Linked DNA regions of Homo sapiens: region 1 is linked to region 2. The links are chromatin contacts, found by Hi-C or POLR2A ChIA-PET in ENCODE. All regions are on one chromosome and are shown on one strand. Each heading gives the region's core, a stretch centred on a gene start or an enhancer-like site at or near the end of the contact. The rest is flanking DNA. Distances are from core to core; before and after follow the strand shown. Region 1 overlaps LINC01934 (long intergenic non-protein coding RNA 1934). Region 2 holds the start of LINC01934 (long intergenic non-protein coding RNA 1934).

Region 1 (4,743 bases), core at 1,918-4,417, 150 kb before region 2:
CTAACCTTCAATTTCTTAACCTGGAAATTAAAAGGGTTGGATTGGATCATTTAATCTCTAAATGCTCCCCAAAGCCCCTTCTACTTACAGCATTCTGCAATTTCATTTTGCTTTTTGTACATAATTTCTCACTCCCACTGTGATATTTTTCATATATCAGAAATGTCTTATTTATTTTGTTTATGGTTCAATGTTAAAATAAATCTTTTATTTGCATAAACATTCAGGGAACATAACATTTTCCTCTTATTCAGAAAGAAGAGCACAACCTCCGGGGGATGACATACACCATAAGATCTCTCAAAATTATTGTCACATTTTTATCGCGATCATACCTTGAGAATGGGAGTCTGAACCCCTTATTTCAGACTGATAAGGAGACCAAACAGTTATCTAGAACAAATACATATATATACATTTTTTTGAGATCTCACTTTGTCCCCCAGGCTGAAATGCAGAGGTTCCATCTAGGCTCACTCCAGCCTCAACCTCCCAGGTTCAAGCGACCTCCTGCCTCAACCCCCCAGGTAGCTGGGACTACGGGCTTGTGCCACCATGCCTGGCTAAGTTTTGCATTTTTCTGTGGAGATGGGGTTTTGCCAGGTTGCCCAGGCTAGTCTTCAACTTCTGAGCCCAAGCAATCTGCCCTCCTCAGCCACCTAAAGTGCAAGGATTATAGGTGTGAGCCACCGCGCCTGGCTAGAACAAATACTTTTTAAAAAATAATTGGACCTTAAAGACAAAAAAAAAATTAAAAGACTTATAATGGCCATAACTAATATTTATATAGTACTTATCATTAAAAGACTACATGCTTTCAAAAATAGGCTCCAGAGTAGAAATAGGTTTTCTACATAAATTAACGTGATGGAACTGAAGCACCAAGAGTTACTTGCTTCTTGCTTAAGAATAGCAATTGAGGCCGGGTGCGGTGGCTCATGCCTGTAATCCCAGCACTTTGGGAGGCCGAGGCAGGCGTATCGCAAGGTCAGGAGATCAAGACCATCCGGGCTAACACTGTGAAACCCGGTCTCTACTAAAAATACAAAAAAATTAGCCGGGCGTGGTGGCGGGCACCTGTAGTCCCAGCTACTCGGGAGGCTGAGGCAGGAGAATGGCGTGAACCCGGGAGGCGGAGCTTGCAGTGAGCCGAGATCGCGCCACTGCACTCCAGCCTGGGCGACAGAGAAAGACAGCGTCTCAAAAAAAAAAAAAAAAAAAAGCAATTGAATCCAGCTGCTTTCCACTAGGTGAAGAGTCAAATATTGTAAAGTGGAAAATATCTCAGGGTGTCTGCCCATCCCACTTCTCCTTCGAGAAGGGTCACTCACTGTCTTTAGTAGCCATTTTTGTACTTTGCTCCCTGCCCATAGCTGATCCGACTGTAAGTGGAAACTCTCCCCTTGCATAGTCAATCCATTGGCTGAATTATAACAATGAATATTTCTAGTAATTGGGTGAAGAGACACTAGCTAGTTGGTCAGTGGCACTCAAGCTGGAAGGCTATGTAAGCTAGGAGTGGGTGCCACATGCACCCTGAACTATCAAGAGAAAGATAGAGGAAGGGAGGGAAACAGAGAAGGAGAGGGGTAAAAAGGGAGAAAGGGGTGGATAGGAGACAGGGAGAGTAAGAGAGAGAGGAGCGAGAGAGACAAAGATGAGGGTGGGGATTCAGACAGAAAAAGAAAGATAAAGAGCTATATCTCTACTCTTGGGTTGTATTTTAAAAATTATGCATCCCAATAAATTCTCCTCTTTAATTCAATCTAATTTGAGTTGATGATTTTTTCTTGTAAGATATCTTTCTATAAGACCTAATGACTCTCAAATCAGTCCAGGATTCTTTCCCTAAACTCTCTTTTACTGGGCCAATGTGGTATCTAGTAACTACTACTACTATTTGCAAAAGTAGGTAAGCGGCTTCCACTAACTATGAAACAGTTATCTATTTCCATAAATGATAGCTTGGCACCAAATACATTTAAAATGTGATGTGATTTTTTTTCTTTTTCTTTTTCTTTTCTTTTTTTTTTTTTTTTCACTGTAAAAGATCAATATTCTTTCTAGTCAAATTCCAGAAATAAAAAGAAGCCAAAGAATGAGTTCAGTGAGATCCTGGATTTTCCCTTTCTCTACTTTTTCTGCAGAAAGTACGTTTTTGCTCTACTAGTTGTTATTAGAAAGAATATATTATGTAAAGTGATGGAAACTACAATTGATTTATAAGAGTTTTTGTTATTTCTGATAATTTATTATGCCCCTGAGAGTACAAAACTACTTAAAAATGCTTTTTTGCATTACAAATTTTAATACACCAGCATGGGAACGATTTAGGTTGCATTGAGTTTGAAAAAGTGCAAAAATATTGCTTCTGACATCAACAATTGATCCCCTAATTTAAAATCCTTTTTCTATGTATATCTGTCAGGTTATTTGGGTATACATTGGTATATGACATCAATTAGAAAAGAACCATTATGAGTGACATAGAAAAAAAAAATGGGTAGGCAGCGGTAAGGAAAGATGGACCTCAATGGAGAGGGGAAGACAAGGATAAACTGGTTCTGAGGCCAGCTTCTCATGACCTCCAACTTCTCCAATGCTGTGACTGTTCTGTGATGGAAACTGCAACTGATTCATAAGAGTTTGTGTTATTTCTGATTACTCCCTAAGCTCAGACAAGCAGCAAACTACTTAAAAATGCCTTCTGCATTATAAATTTTAATAAACTAGTGTGGAAAAAGCTGGAGCTTATTATCACAGAGCTCAACATGCACCTTACTTGGGAATCAGAAGCTGCAGGCCTTGCCAGGAGCTGGAGGAGCTGCAGGCCCGCCACTGCTCAGCACCAATAAGGTGAGCCCTCAGACAAACAGCAACACTAGAGGGCTGCAAACAGAGCAGTGCCCTCAAGTGACCTTCCCAGCATAAAAGAATATGCTTTCTACTTCACTTCCACCTACCACATCTTATGCACTGTGTCTCTTGCACCTCACATTAACCCGGGTTAGGGTTAGGGTTAGGGTTAGGGTTAGGGTTAGGGTTAGGGTTAGGGTTAGGGTTAGGGTTAGTGCACATCTTATGCACTGTGTCTCTTGCACCTTACATTAACCCAGAAGTACGCAGGCAAAGAATAGAGGGAAATACCCTTCCAGCTTAGTTAACTCAACATCATGTATATCCACCACACTGTGGTTCTTGCTTGCTATCATCCTCTTATTGGTGAAAAACCAACAAAGCCCAAATCATAACTTCCTCATTGATTTGACAAATTATTCTTGGGTTAAAACAAGAAAAATTATAACATTACTAAGTTTCAAGTTTAGTTTTTTTTTCGCACCAGAAACACAGTGTTTTGCATACCATAAGTGCTCATGAATATTGATAAGTTGAATTACATGAAATCAGGTGCTTTACAACCCACAATATGGGCTTGACCTAATCCCTCCTTGTTATCTGTGTTATTTTCCCTTGACCAGATTGAGCCACATATTTATTTTTCATTTACTGTCTCTTGCCAGCTCTTTATTGAGTACTTGCCAGTAATATACAACATAATATAACCTATGGTTAGTTCCCATGGCTCTTGAAATTTTTCAAATTATAAAGAGAGAGTGTCTAATGACAAATAGCTGGATTTCTAAAATATTCATGTAAATAAAAACTGTATGACTGGAGTTGTTGTGCTGCACTATTCTGAAGGGATAAACACAACATTTAATTTGTTTTACATTTTGGCTGTTTGCAAAGCTTTCCTGGGTTGTACGGGTCATTTTTATGTAAGATAAATCGACATGTCTCCTGTTAGTAGAGCTCTGCTTTTTCCAATAGTTTCTTAATGTTTGAGAAGTCATGGAATCCTCATAAGAATGTATGAAAGTTATGTACTCTCTCTCTCTCTCTCTCTCTCTCTCTCTCTCTCTCTCTCTATATATATATATATATATATATATATATATATATATATATATATATATATAGATGATTTCATACAATTGTAAAGGAGTCAGAGACCCTCTGTAGCCATCTACAGATCCTCTGGAAAGCAAATAGACCTCAAATCTAAAAACTTCTATTCTTGACTAATGATGATCGTTATGAAGAAGATACTTGAAATCTCTAAGATATTAATTCAAATGTATCATAACTACATTAAAATCTCCTCGTGGGGGTGGAAATACTTAAATTACATTAAAAAAAAAACCTGCAAGCATCTCTACCAGGCAGTGACTCTGTGACTCTGACACCGTTTTGGTGTTTACAGGCTGCCTCTTCCATACTGTCTGTGTTTTTATTTCTTTTCATTACCATTTTGACCACCTGCCTGGTGTTCTAACACAGTTCTTTCTAACTTAATTGATGCCCAATTCGTGTGTTTTAATACATTTTAAATTACCACATATTATATGGATCTTACTCTTTATGAAAATGTTCTCAAATTTTTAAATCATGTTTTTACATTTGATGCATGAACCTCAAAATTATTTTCATTCCATGTGGTGCTGATCTAATGTCAAGGTTTGGATACTGTTGACAATCTCCAAACAAAAGAAGAGATTTCTGTTTTAGTAATTGATCCCAGTTGCTTTTAGAAAGTAGGTTCTCATAATTTAAAAATGTCCAGTTTCACAAGGAGAATTTTTTTCAGCCTACACACATCTGTATAGATTGTCCATCGTCTAAATCACAAAGCAAGATTCTGATTTTTAATTTGTTCTGGCATGAAATTAGGTGCAACATCTG
Region 2 (4,802 bases), core at 125-2,624:
CAGAAAGCTCTGTATATTAGACCCATCAGTGGGAAACCAGACAGTTTCACAGTGAAAAAAAATCTCCATCTGAGAAAAATAAAATAAAATTCTGGTATAATCTCTGGTCCAGTTACCTCTGGAGAAATAGTTGACAGGACTAGAACTGGGGACTACAAATTGGCAGTGGCCACACACAGCTATAGGACAGAATAAGTTGCTAAGAGGCCTAACATGTATCATCATGAGATAGAATTTTCTAGGTTGGAAGGAAATGGTCTTTTTAATATGCCAAAATGTTGACTTTCAACTATAATCATAATAAAGCAATTTATATCAATAAAAATACATAAAATGGGTAAAAATAAAAGCTAAAGGAACTTGTTTTAGTTATTATTGTCCAATCTTTTCTTAAAACCTCTGGTTTCATCTTCTTCCACTGACATCTTACATTCTGTGAAGGAGGAAGTAGGGGGGATGGAAACGGCTTTAAAGAAGCACAAAAGGCCTGAAGGTCAATAGGGAGGCAAATACTCAAAGAATGAGAACCGCAGATATCTAATAAAGTCTATGTTGCCTTTTCATGCAAAAGGCATAAGGAATGCTTAATCATCTAATATTTACAATGTAGGAAAAAGCTATTTCACGTTGAAATTTGTAGCATTTTTGGGTGATTATGAAACCCTCATTTAAAATAGCCATGTATCCTCTATTTAGCAAACCAAGACTACAAGAAATCTTAGACATGATATTAATACCCCAAAGTTTAAAACTCCAGATGTGAAGAAAAGCCAGAGAATGCCTGCTGTGTAATAAGGCCTATATCTCTTTGGAATCATGGATTTAATTAAGTTTCAATTTGCATCTTGGGCAAAAAGATAGACTGTTAGAATGAAACAAAAAGAAAGAGGGAAAAAGCCTTCTAAAAAACAAAGTGTCAATAAAATTTTAGTTATATTCTCTAGCCATCATTTGGCTTTTAAAATTCTGATAACATTCCCTCAAAAAACAAAGCATTTCCTTTTGTCTAGACAACATAACCTGCTTCTGTCTCAGATAGGCCACTTGGGAACCCAGGATCTGACTCATTTCCCTCACACCATATATGATTCCATATAAAACAGGGCTATATGTCCCTTCCACAGCCCAAATAGGGATCCCCAAAAGGCGGTGCTTCCTATCATTCTTGGGCCAATGTTTTCACCAAGTTCTGTTTGAAAATGTATTTGTTCCTGTTTTCTTTGCACTTACCTTGTGAGGTCTCATCTCCATGACATCTGACAGTGGCTTTGGGTGTTGCCTAAAGAGAAAGCAGCAAGCAACAGTTACAGAGGTGGTTTCCTGTGGAGCAGGCAACTTAACACAGCTAAGTTCAGGTCATTCTCTGAATACTAAAACTGAGAAGTCAACGATAGTGTAATATCAGATAGCTAAATGTTTTCACTATACCCACACATGTAGTAAAGAATTTAGGCTGCTGAATTTTCTTTAACTACAGGGTTCTGCTTTTCAAAAAAAATGTTTTCAACTTACAAAGACTTTTATAACAGACTGCCTTTTTGAGAAAGGAAAGCCTTCTTTCTTTATATTATCCAGGAACCATTATACGCATCCCATAGAATGTATTGCTGATACTTCTTAGAAGTATCTTCAGAAAAGGGTCTTATCTTATATTTATTATCTTATATTTATTTATATATTTATTATATTATATTATATGTTATATATAAATATATTATATATTTATATAATTATATATTATATATTTATATATAAATAAATATATTATATTATATATTATATAAATATTTATATTTATATATAATGTATATAATATTATTATATATTATATATATTTATTATATATATAATTAATATATAATAAAATTATATATTATATATATTTATTATATATATAATTAATATATAATAAAATTATATATTATATATAAATATATTATATATTTATATAATTATAAATTATATATTATATATAAATAAATATATTATATTATATATTATATATAAATAAATATTTGTATTTATTTATATATAATATATAAAATATTTATATATTATAAATAAATATAAGATATAAAATACCAGTAAAATGTGTTCCTAGGAGTTGAATATATGCATGCATATGGCATTTGCTTGTTTGTTCATTGATTCATTTATTCATTCAATGAATTTACTGAACATATATTGAGTTTCTCTTTTTTGTGCCCTGAGGATATAACCACAAATAAGACATAATCTCTGTCCTCAATAAGTTCATAAAATCTTATGATTTTATGGGAAATCACAAGATGGGAAAAGAAAACTGGACAAATAATTATGAATATTATGTGAGAATTACAACAATAGGAATTTATATAGAATACATTGGGCCTCAAGTGGGGAAACGGGCATTCTAATTAGCGTAAAAGAGCTGATCAAAGGAGTTGATTCTTGAACTGTGGTAAAGAATATTGTGTGGTCATTTTTCATGCAAGGAAGTGCATTCCCAGCTGGGAGTCTAGCATATTCAAAGATCCAGAGGCACAAAACAATATAGCACTTTCTGGTAACTGTAGCTAGTTCTATATTGATAGAGTGTAGAGGACTCTAAAAAGGAATAAGACTGAGATATTAGCAAAATGATTTTTAACATCAGGAGGCATTTCTTTCAGAGAACAAAAATAAATAACAAGTATATCCATGAAATACTTCTTGAGAAATATTTTGGTTAAAGATTGAACACTTTGAAGAACAATTAAGTATGAAGCACTTCAATACTTTGGCTCATGTCTGAAAAATACATAGATATTGCATATTTTCACAATGGCAAATATTCAGACTAAGTGCTAACACATGAAGCTGAACTAGATTATAAAATACTAATCTCTTTTGAGGAAACTATATTTTTATGTATCAGAATGGCTTAGAGCCAATAGAAAATTACAGCCTGTATAATAGTGTCTGGCACAGAGTAGGCTCTCAACAAATAGGTGTTGATGGAAATACCACATTGAGGCAGCTTTTGGCAAACAAAGAAATGCTTTGGGCACCAACCCAGGCTCTCCAGCTTAAAACTGTTACTGCTCCTTCTGCAATTAGAGACTTTTTCCCTTGTGATTCATAGAGTTGCATTCATTATATCTCTTTTTGGTCTCTGCTCCTAACTAACCTTCCTCCTAGCTCACACCTACCTAGAGATACCTGAAAATGTTTTCTCTAGGTATGTCTGGGCAGGTTCGAAGGATATAGCTATTATATCATTGGCCTTGGACATACAAACCAAAGAGGCACAGTTGCAGTTGCCAATATTGGTGGCAATTCAAAATGCTCAAATAAAAGGGGAAAAGCAAGAGATCCATGGACAACCACAATAAGAGAAGCAGAGCATCTCCCCCTTATTCTACCTTCTACCATTTGGGTGCATCCAGTTGGGGTAGAGGAGCTATGACAGGGAAAGAGAGAAAAGGGTAACTAAAGAACAGGTATGCTTAGCAGAAGGGGATCTAAGGTACCAATACAAAGTCTTGGGTCAGACCCAAATACCATTTCCAAATGCAAAATGCCCCTCAAGACTCACTGATTTCTCTACCTAGTGCATCACTTCCCAGTATATCACCAACCACTCCAGCTTCCTTCTGGTCCTCTGAAAAGGTTTCTCCTTTTTGTTCTGCAGCTGCTTCACTACTCTATTTTCATCAAAATTGAATCCAAGCACTTAGAAATCATGTGCTGGGTGGGACTTTAGATACTAAATTCAAACCTTTTGTTTCACATTTCAAGAAGCATTAGATAAGAGAAGTTGATCATTTTATTCAAAATTGTATTTCTGGTATGTTAAAGAGATGAACCTCTGTATCCTGACAACTCCTCCGTCCCCAAGTCCAAGGCCATTTTGACTATATCAGGCTATTTCTGCCTCTACTCAACTGGTTAGAAAATTAGTGCGGCTTACTACAGGTTTCACACATGAAACCTGTACTTCTCCCTCTCATTGACTCTTTCCAATAAATCACCAATTGGTATTGAGTTCTTTTTTTCCCATGTTCTGTACTTTTGTTTCATTTTCATCCACACTTAATCAAATAGTTTAGATCCCAGCCTCAGTGATCCTGCCTTTCCACGGGCCATCAGTCAATCTCAATTCTACCATATAGCATTCTTTCCCTCCTCTGAGCTTGTGTTAGCTCATCTGATTCATTTATTTTGCAAGCATGTATTTACCTTCTTGATTAAACTCTTGAATTGAAGAAGACTTGTATCTTCTCACCAAAAACATAATCTTCTTGAGGATAAAAACCACATTTTATTGGTTTCTATATTTACCCATCAACTGGGATCATGCACAAAGGAGAGAAATTCAAGAAATATTTGCACAATGAGTAGACTCTGGTAACAATGGATGCTTTAATGAAAGAAAGTTGTAATGAAAGATAAGCATTGCTTGTCACAGGGCCTTCAACTATAACTGTCTTGCTATATGGCTACCTTGTACCTTACCAACAAGTAAAACAGGCCAGGCAAAGGCGTGGATATTCTTTGGCCCTAACCTGTGCTTATGAATTAAATGAAGAGGGAGGAGAAAGAGTTGTTATTCAGCTTGTTCAGTTTAGAATGATATGCTCAATTTAATCATATCTAAAGTTCCATCCAGCTCCTAAGTTCTAAGTGCTATGATCTACATTGATACTCAGAATTTGAATCACTTAGATTTACAGTTTTTCAAATAGTTGTCCTAGAAACCCATAGTAAATCTAAGTAAATAACTTCATCCTTCAGCCCCTTACTTGATGAACCTTTGTCTTATTTCTGAGAAAATATAGGAG

The links. A loop is a pair of places that touch in the nucleus more often than their neighbours do. ChIA-PET counts read pairs that join two places held with the same protein, here RNA polymerase II (POLR2A). Pooled maps may share reads with other maps.
Region 1: a map of naive thymus-derived CD4-positive, alpha-beta T cell shows a loop between it and region 2 (2.2-fold over the local background). The contact joins the enhancer-like site here to the promoter of LINC01934 in region 2. A Hi-C loop is called at or near these places in 1 of 168 maps with a recorded cell type or tissue (naive thymus-derived CD4-positive, alpha-beta T cell) and 5 of 50 pooled maps. POLR2A ChIA-PET finds 5 or more read pairs at or near these places in 2 of 52 experiments (CD4-positive, alpha-beta T cell and activated naive CD4-positive, alpha-beta T cell).

The regions. Positions count from the first base shown.
Region 1 is chr2:181,274,120-181,278,862 of GRCh38, reverse strand. All of the region lies in intron 3 of LINC01934 (long intergenic non-protein coding RNA 1934), which reads right to left. Among named protein-coding and RNA genes, the nearest start is that of MIR4437, 29 kb to the left of the region's middle. Within about 2 kb of position 3,167, at least 4 of the 41 ENCODE cell types and tissues checked have a DNase peak (open chromatin) inside an H3K27ac peak, as active enhancers do; they include CD4-positive, alpha-beta T cell, where a contact is called at or near this core.
Region 2 is chr2:181,120,409-181,125,210 of GRCh38, reverse strand. LINC01934 (long intergenic non-protein coding RNA 1934) reads right to left here and starts at 1,374. Exons shown (of 5, transcript NR_130784.1): 1 at 1,231-1,374. RefSeq lists an enhancer at 1,008-1,107.